Linked DNA regions of Homo sapiens: region 1 is linked to region 2. The links are chromatin contacts, found by Hi-C or POLR2A ChIA-PET in ENCODE. All regions are on one chromosome and are shown on one strand. Each heading gives the region's core, a stretch centred on a gene start or an enhancer-like site at or near the end of the contact. The rest is flanking DNA. Distances are from core to core; before and after follow the strand shown.

Region 1 (4,597 bases), core at 702-3,201, 33 kb after region 2:
AGTTCAAGACCATCCTGGGCAACATAGAGAGACCCCGTCTCTACTAAAAATACAAAAATTAGCCAGACATGGTGGTGCATGCCTGTGGTCCCAGCTACTCTGGAGGCTGAGGTAGGAGGATCACTTGAGCCCAGGAGGTCAAGGCTGCAGTGAGCCGTGATCATGCCACTGTACTCCAGCTGGGGCCACAGAGCAATACTCAGTCTCAAAACAAAATAAAAAAACCCACAGGTGAGGTCACATCAGGCTTTTCCCCTTTATTCTCCCTAAGGGCTCCACAACATCAGAAATGGGTTTCTCTATCAGTGCATCCTCCAGATTCTACTTTTTTTTTTTTTTTTTTTTTAGTAGAGGTCTTGCTTATACCCAGGCTGGTTTCAAACTCCTGGGCTCAAGCAATCCTCCTGCCTCATTCTCCCAAAGTGCTAGGATTACAGGTGTGAGCCACCCACACCCAGCCCAGATACTGGGCCCTGTCCGTCAATCCATTTGCAGTCACCAAGCACCAGCTGCGTGCACCGCATTGTGCCAATGTCTGGAAGGATGCTCACAACTATCAACACAGATAACTAATAATATCAACAATACCACAGTGTAAATGCAAAGCAATATGTGCCTGGTCTCATTTAATTCTCACATCAAACCCTTGGGATACATATCATTAGCACCCTCATTTGCTAGAGAAAACTCAGTTCTGAGGGTGGATGATTTGCCAAGGCCCTGGGAATTCGGACTAACTCCCTTCATAGGTGGCTGCAAGTGCCTGTGGCCCAGACATTCCCATAGATAGGTCATTTTCTCACACCAGCTTATATTTCTTGTGCCAGACACAGGGTCCAAACCCATTTGCATTACGTCTCTGAGACTTCACAAGACCTTCCTGTGAATTTGTTACCATTATTATTATTATTTTCTTGTTTTACTTTTTTTTTTTTTTTTTTTTTTAGACCGAGTTCTGCTCTTGTTGCCCAGGCCTGGGTGCAGTGGCGCAATCTCGGCTCAATGCAACCTCCACCTCCCGGGTTCGAGCGATTCTTCTGCCTCAGCCTCCTGAGTAGCTGGGATGACAGACACACACCACCACACCTGGCTAATTTTTGTATTTTTAGTAAAAATGGGTTTTCACCATGTTGGTTAGGCTGGTCTCAAACGCCTGACCTCAGGTGATCCACCTGCCTCGGCCTCCCAAAGTGCTGGGATTACAGGCGTGAGCCACCGCGCCTGGCCTTTTTTTTTTTTTTTTGAGACAAGATCTCACTCTGTCACCCAGGCTGGAGTGCAGTGGGGCGATCTCAGCTCACTGCAACCTCTGCCTCCCTGGTTCAAGTGATTCTCCTGCCTCAGCCTCTCAAGTACCTGGAATTACAGGCACGTGCCACCACGCCCAGCTAATTTTTGTATTTTTAGTAGAGACGGGGTTTCACCATGTTGGCCAGGCTTGTCTTGAACTCCTAACCTCAACTGATGCACCTGTCCCGACCTCCCAAAGTGCTGGGATTATAGGCATGAGCCACCGCGCCTGGCCTTATTATTCGTCTTCTTAGTCTGCTTTCAGATGAGGACACGGAGCCACAGGAGTTACAAGGGTGGAGGTGCTGGGAAGTCAGGACCAAAATCAGCCTCCTGACTCCCCATCTCATTTTCTCAATCATCATGGGTTTTGCCCCCCAAGAAGAGAACCAGCCACCATGGGTGCTAAACCGGTGGCTGATATAGCAAAGTGTGTTGGAGCAGAGATCCCAGCGGGCTTCCTAGAGGAAGATCACAAAAAATGGGCAGAGCCCACAAGGCACAGTACAGGTTTCCTCTCTCCAGTCCACATAAGGGCATTCACCAGGAACCTGGGGGCTGGGTGGCCTTGGCCCAACCCTCTGAAACTCACCCTGTGGCTCCTCACTCACCAGATGGACACAGCAGGAATCTGTCCCACCTGGCTCAGGGAGGGCCTACCCCCACCTCCCACCCCACCCCACAGGCCTGTTTGCATGCCAGGCCAGAGTTGGCCACATGCCCACATATCTCTCCTCGTTCTGCAGGCTCCGGGAAGGAAAGTCCAAGGCCAAGGTTATCATGGGGTTCACATACCTTAAGGGGTGGGTGGAGGGGTTGGCTCACAAGCTACAGGTTATTCAATGCAGTGCTATTCGTGATCACAAAAGATCGGAACTGATCTCACGTCCATCATCAGGGGACTGGACTAAGATATTTTGGCACAACCACATACGACTCAAGTGTCAAGGGAGGAAGAGTGGGGGAGTCTTGAATAAATAACAAAAGCTGGCGTTGACACAGGACTTTGCACATGGTGGAGGCTCCTTGCAAGTGCTTTGCATGTTATTAACTCATTCAATCCTTACATCACCCCAGGAGGAGGAACCATTATTATCTGTTTAAAATGCCTGTAATCCCAGCACTTTGGGAGGCCCAGGTGGGAGGATCACTTGAGTTCAGGAGTTCAAGACCAGCCTGGGCAACAAAGTGAGACTTCATCTCTACAAAAAATTCAAAAAATTAGCCAAGCCTGGTGATCCACACCTGTAGTACTAGCTATTCAGGAAGCCAAGGTGGGAGGATTGCTTGAGCCCAGGAATTCGAGGCTGCAGTGAGCCAGGATTGCACCACTACACTCCAGCCTGGGTGACAAAGCAAGATCCTGTCTCAAAAAAAAAAAAAAAAAAAAAAAAAAAAAAAATATATATATATATACACACACACACACACAGAGAGAGAGAGATACACATATAATATTTTAAAATATATATACCTCAAAAAATATATATATAATATTTAAAAATATATAAAATGAGGGTGCCACTTGGTTGAGTTTATGGTTAAAAAAAAGAATAAAATTTAAAAAAGAGGCACCAAGAAGTGAAGTTTCTTGCCCCAGGTTCATGGCCAACAAACAGTGGACTGGGCCGGGCACGGTGGCTCACACCTGTAATCCCAGCAATTTGGGAGGCTGAGGTGGGAGGATCGCTTGAGTTCAGGAGTTCGAGACCAGCCTGGGCAACATGGCAAGATCCCATCTCCACTGGTGCAGTGGCTCACGCCTGTAATCCCAGCACTTTGGGAGGCTGAGGTGGGCAGATCACAAGGTCAGGAGATCGAGACCATTCTGGCAAACATGGTGAAACCCTGTCTCTACTAAAAATACAAAAAAAAAAAAAAAAAATTAGCCGGGCGTGGTGGCGCTCACCTGTAGTCCTAGCTACTCGGGAGGCTGAGGCAGGAGAATCACTTGAACCTGGGAGGCAGAGGTTGCAGTGAGCCGAGATCGCGCCACTGCACTCGGGCCTGGGCAATAGAGTGAGACTCTGTCTCAAAAAAAAAAAAACCGTCTCTACTAAAAAACTGCAAAAATTAGCCAGGCATGGCGGCATACACCTGTAGTCCCAGCTACCCAGGAGGCTGAAGTGGGAGGATCACCCGAGCTCAGGAGGTTGAGGCTGCAGTGAGCCAAGATCACACCACTGCGCTCCAGCCTGGCAACCAGAGTAAGATCCTGTCTCAAAACAAACAGACAAACAAACAGTAGACCTGGAATTTGGTGCAAGCAGCAGGGCCAGATCCATGCTTGGTCCTCTCCTCCCAGCATCTCTGTTTTGTCCTGGGTCCCTCTGCCAGGAGCTCCCTGGAACCCGGGAAGGAAGAGAAGCATGCAGACAAGCGTCAGCACCCCCACCCTCCGCTGGCCTTGGGGAGCAGGTGTCATTAGACGAGGCTCAACTGAAGCCTGCATCTGAAACAGATTCTCATAACTCAGGCGCTGTGGTAGCCAACTTCTCTCTACAGTCAATTACGGCCAGCGGGGCCCACTGATTATTTTTATAGCCTTTCCTGGAGTCATGACAAGGAAAACTAAATGATCCACAGGACCCCTTTCATCACTAACAGCCGGGTTTCACGGTTGGGGGTGGAGGAAGGAAAGAAAAATCACTTTTTTCCCCACTTTGAGTTAATCAACAGAACTCAAGTCTGGGCAGCCAATATGTTGGTGTTGAGAAAAGCTGTTCTCAAGCAGAACTAATTGGCAACAGAAATGGAATTTTCTTCCCCACCTCCCTAAAAAACATAAACATGCTTTATCCCAGAGAATTACCCTTCAGAATAGGTATTGCAGACGTGTCGTGTGCAGCCGCCTGTGCGAGGCTGGTAATCTCACGCCGACCTGGCCAAAGGCTGCCTGTGCTGGTTACAGCTCAACCAGAGCAGCCTCTTACGCAATACAATGGTCATGAAGGTCAGTGGCCCAAACCAGCCCAGCCAGACCAGAGTGGACACTTGCTTTCCTGATGCCCAGCACCTATCTCCTGCTCCTACGAACAGCCTTTGGCTTTTGTTGGGTCGGGGGGTGGGAGGGCACCCTGATTTGCAGGTACAAGTGTGAGTGGCATTGATACCCCCTCAACTCCAGAGATGAGCTCTGACAGGCGTAAGCCAAAGAACATATTCCGGGGAAATTTCAAGAAGGGGCATATGACCTAACAAGAAACAATAGCTGGCACAGTGGCTCACACCTTAATCCCAGGACTTTGGGGGGCTAAGGCGGGTGAATCTATTTCAGCTCAGGAGTTTGAGACCAGCCTGATCAACA
Region 2 (4,585 bases), core at 332-2,831:
TTTTTAGTAGAGATGGGGTTTCACCGTGTTAGCCAGGATGGTCTCGATCTCCTGACCTCGTGATCCGCCCACCTCAGCCTCCCAAGGTGCTGGGATTACAGGCGTGAGCCACCGCACCCAGCTGGGAGGCTAAGGCAGGAGGATTTCTTGAGCCCAGGAGTTCAAGGCTGCAGTGAGCCAGGATTGTGCCACTGCACTCCAGCCTGGGCAACAGAATGAGACCACATCTCTAAAAAAATTTAAAAATAAATAAAAAATAAAAATGTCCCTTAGTTTGTCACTATATTGCCCAGGCTGGTTTGGAACTCCTGGCCTCATGTAATCCTCCCAGCTCAGCCTCCCAAAGCGCCGGGATTACAGGCATAAGCCACTGCACCTGACCCCAACCGAAAATTCTTAAGGCACATTTTTGACACTAAAAACAGTATTTTATAACTGCTAAAATAGATATGTTAATTCTAGTCTTTTCTTGTGCACAGAAACAAATTACCACTTTAGTTTCTCAAGGAGCACATGTATACATGTTAAATGCATTAATTTGTTTAATATAAACATGAAATACTTTTTATAACCTGGATTGGTACATATTTCTTTTCTTTTCTTTTTTTTCTTTGAGGCAAGATCTGGCCCTATCACCAGGCTGGAGTGCAGTGGTGCAATCTTGGCTCACTGCTACCTCTGCCTCCCGGGCTCAAGCAATCCTCCCACCTCAGTCTCCTGAGTAGCTGGGACTACAGGCATGTGCCACCATGACCGGCTAATTTCTGTTTTGTTTTTTTTTGTTTGCTTTTTTTTTTTTTTTTTTTTTTTTTTGTAGAGACGGAGTTTCACCATGTTGCCCAGACTATTCTCAAACTCCTGGGCTCAAGCGATCCTCAACCTCAACCTCCCGAAGTGTTGGGATTCCAGGTGTGAGCCACTGCACCCAGCCCTTTTATTTATTTTTTATTTTTTATTTTTTTTTTTTGAGACGGAGTTTCGCTCTTGTCACCCAGACTGGAGTGCAGGGGCGCAATCTTGGCTCATTGCAACCTCCACCTCCGTGGTTCAAGCAGTTCCCCGGCCTCAGCCTCCCGAGTAGCTGAGATTACAAGCACACGCCACCAAGCCCAGCTAATTTTTTTGTATTTTTAGTAGAGACAGGGTTTCATCATGTTGACCAGCCTGGTCTCAAACTCCTGACCTCAGGCAATCCGCCTGCCTCAGCCTTCCAAAGTGCTGGGATTACAGGCATGAGCCACTGCGCCTGGCCCCCATTTCTTATTATACAGTAGTTTACAAAAAAATCCCAGCAGCCAGCTCCAGAGAGGCCTTGTTCTGTGGTGTCTAAGGATGGAGCCCAGGCAGGGACGGCCAAAAGCTCGCTACCCCTGCCCAGGAAGGCAGGAGCACCGTTGTGTCCCGTTCCTATCCCTCAAAAATAAATCACAGCCAGCTCATGTCATAGGACAGAGCCTGTTCGCAATCCATCCTGTGTCTGCGGATTCTCCCAGGTCTGTAAGGCAGCAGGGAGATGCGGCCTCTCCCACTCCACCCAACACGTAGCCAGGGCGAGGTGGGGCCGGGGGAGAGGCTGACATTCAAAGGCATCTGAGTGGTAAGAGGTGAGCGAGTGAGGTGAATGGGGACTACGTTAGAAGGACCCTACGTTAGAAGGGTGAGGCGCTAGGGCCATAGCCTAAGGGCACTGGGAACCCTGTGGGCATGCGCAGTTCAAGCCCATCCCCGCTCCCTCCAGCTGCTGTCCATCCCTGCCACACCTGACCATTTGCCTAACCTAGATCCTTCCTGTCTTGCATTTCCTCAAGCATCCGGAGCCCAGGACTGCTGAGTCAACCCTCTGGAATGCCCACAACTCCCCACAGGCCAGCCGGCCTTGGGACTCCCGCACAGCCACGTGAGCCGGTGGAGCCGGGTCTGTTTGCTAGTGGAGGCTGTTAACAGCACGGGAAGTGGTCAAGGGTTCAACAAGAGATGAGCCATCTGGTCCTCCAGAGGTAAACAATTTACAAGAGACACATCAAGCCGGCCTGCTGTTCTGGTTTTTCTTTTGACAGTGAAATATGCAGTTTCTTTTTCATCCTGGTGCCTATTGGAGAGGGAGACTGTTCCAGGCACTCTGACCCCAGCTAAAGCGCCTCCCTGGGGCAGGATCTATGCAGGGAGGCAGAAAAGTCAGATTTTTTTTCACATCTTCTTTGTTCCATTCCCAGGACTGAGCAACTTCATGTATTTATGTATTTATTTATTTATTTATAGACAGGTTCTCACTATGTCGCCCAGGCTGGAGTGCAGTGGTGCGGTCACAGCTCACTGCAACCTCAATGTCCTAGGCTCCAGTGATCCTCCTGCCTCAGCCTCCTGAGTAGCCGGGACCATAGGTGTGTACCACCATGCCAGGGGAATTTTTGTATCTTTGGTTAGAGAAAGGGTTTTGCTGTGATGTTGCCCAGTCTGGTCTCAAACTCCTGAGCTCAAGCGATTCACCCTCCTGGGCCTCCCAAAGTGCTGGGATTACAGGTGGGAGCCACTGTGCGTGGCCCAGGACTGAGCAACTTTAAGTCAGATGGTTAACCTACATCATGAGGAAAGTGGATTTCCTCCCAAAGGAACAGACTTATTTTCTAGAACCCAAAGCCTTGAATTTCAAGAACCTTTAGCCTTAAATCCATTTCCTGTTGGAAGCAGACCCCCTCCTGGTCTCCCCAGGTATTGCAACCCTGCTCTACCAGCCACTATAAATGCCCACACAAAAGGAACAGGGGCTCCATTCCTGATGCTCAGAGTGGAGTCACTAGATTCTCAAGCATATGAGATATGTATGTGGCCTAACAGCCTGAAATAAACAGCTTGTGCTGGGATTGTAATTCTAGAGTTTCCAAAAGTGTTGCAAAATATTCCAGGCAGACACTAAAGTTTGTGTACTACAAGCTGTTTATTAATTAATTTCTTATTTGCCAAACATTCTTGCTTGGGTCTACTGGGAGATGATTTCGTTGGGAATGCATCTCCAATTTTGTAATAAAGATCACCAGGGAAAGAAGGCTTGCTTCATAGGGGCTCATATTACAGGAAATGTGGCTAGCATAGGTAGTTCCCATAAGAAAAAGGACAGTACTAAGTTTTGAGCTCATGTGAAAAAGAAAAGGGGGCCGGGCGTGGTGGCTCACACCTGTAATCCGCACTTTCGGAGGCCGAGGCGGACGGATCACTTGAGGTCAGGAGTTCAAGACCAGCTTGGCCAACATGGCAAAACCCTGTCTCTATTAAAAATACAAAAATTAGCCAGGCGTGGTGGCGGACGCCTGTAATCCCAGCTACTTGGGAGGCTGAGGCAGGAGAATCACTTGAACCCGGGAGGCGGAGGTTGTAGTGAGCCAGGATCGCATCACTGTACTCCAGCCTAGGCGACAAGAGCGAAACTCCATCTCAAAAGAAAAAAAAGAAAAGTGACGTCTGGGGACCAGGATTTTGGGACTCTTTGCAGACATGCCAATAACCTGTGAGATACACACCCACAGACTGACACAGAGGTGAGCAGAGGCCTTGGAGTCAACAGAAGTTCAAGTCTAGCCTTTGCCTCATTCTCTTTTTTTTTTTTTTTTTTTTTTGAGATGGAGTCTTGCTCTGTCACCCAGGCTGGAGTGCAGTGGCGCAATCTCGGCTCACTGCAAGCTCCGCCTCCCGGGTTCACGCCATTCTCCTGCCTCAGCCTCCCAAGTAGCTGGGACTACAGGCGCCCGCTACCATGCCCGGCTAATTTTTTGTATTTTTAGTAGAGACAGGGTTTCACCGTGTTAGCCAGGATGGTCTCGATCTCCTGACCTCGTGATCCACCCGCCTCGGCCTCCCAAAGTGCTGGGATTACAGGCATGAGCCACCGCACCCGGCCACCTCATTCTCACTATGTGACCTTGGACAAGTCACTTATCCTCTTTGAGCCTCCAGTTCCTCATCTATACATTGGAAGCCACTGAAATTATCTTACAGTTACTTTCAGTTGCGAGGACTTGCTCTTTTTCTCTTCATTAAAAGGAAAACACAAAATATAATTTATAGCTTATCCTACCACTTTGTGCTGCTAAGGTTAAAATCCAGGGTAGTGGCCAGGCGCGGTGGCTCATGCCTACAATCCTAGCATTTTGGGAGGCCAAGACGGGTGGATCACCTGAGGTCAGGAGTTTTAGACCAGCCTCACCAACATGGAGAAACCCCATCTCTACTAAAAATATAAAAATTAGCTGGGTGTGTTGGTGGGCACCTGTAATCCCAGCTACTCGGGAGACTGAGGCAGGAGAATTGCCTGAACCTGGGAGGCAGAGGTTGCAGTGAGCTGAGATCATGCCACTGCACTCCAGCCTGGGTGACAATAGCAACACTCCATCTCTAAAAAAAAGAAAGAAAAAAATCCAGGGTACTCTATGGTTTCCTGGGGCTGCTGTAAAAAAAAAAAAAAATACTACAAACTGGGTGGCTTCAAACAAGGGAAACTTATTGTCTTGCAGTTCTGGAGGTTAGAAGTCCAAATCAAGGTGTCGGCAGGGCCATGCTCCCTCTAAAGCAGCGGTCCCCAACCTTTTTGGCA

The links. Hi-C counts contacts between places; a loop is a spot of excess contacts on that map. ChIA-PET counts read pairs that join two places held with the same protein, here RNA polymerase II (POLR2A). Pooled maps may share reads with other maps.
Region 1: a loop to region 2 is called in a map of PC-9, with 9 times the contacts of the local background. The contact joins the enhancer-like site here to the promoter of RIPOR3-AS1 in region 2. A Hi-C loop is called at or near these places in 3 of 168 maps with a recorded cell type or tissue (Caco-2, Calu3 and PC-9) and 2 of 50 pooled maps. POLR2A ChIA-PET finds 5 or more read pairs at or near these places in 10 of 52 experiments (A673, Caco-2, H1 and 7 more).

Annotation. Positions count from the first base shown.
Region 1 is chr20:50,676,445-50,681,041 of GRCh38, forward strand. All of the region lies in intron 1 of RIPOR3 (RIPOR family member 3), which reads right to left. Among named protein-coding and RNA genes, the nearest start is that of RIPOR3, 13 kb to the right of the region's middle. Within about 2 kb of position 1,952, at least 4 of the 41 ENCODE cell types and tissues checked have a DNase peak (open chromatin) inside an H3K27ac peak, as active enhancers do; they include PC-9, where a contact is called at or near this core.
Region 2 is chr20:50,643,890-50,648,474 of GRCh38, forward strand. RIPOR3-AS1 (RIPOR3 antisense RNA 1) reads left to right here and starts at 1,582. Exons shown (of 3, transcript NR_111906.1): 1 at 1,582-1,604; 2 at 1,809-1,997. The region is part of intron 1 of RIPOR3 (RIPOR family member 3); the gene reads right to left. RefSeq lists an enhancer at 609-1,190.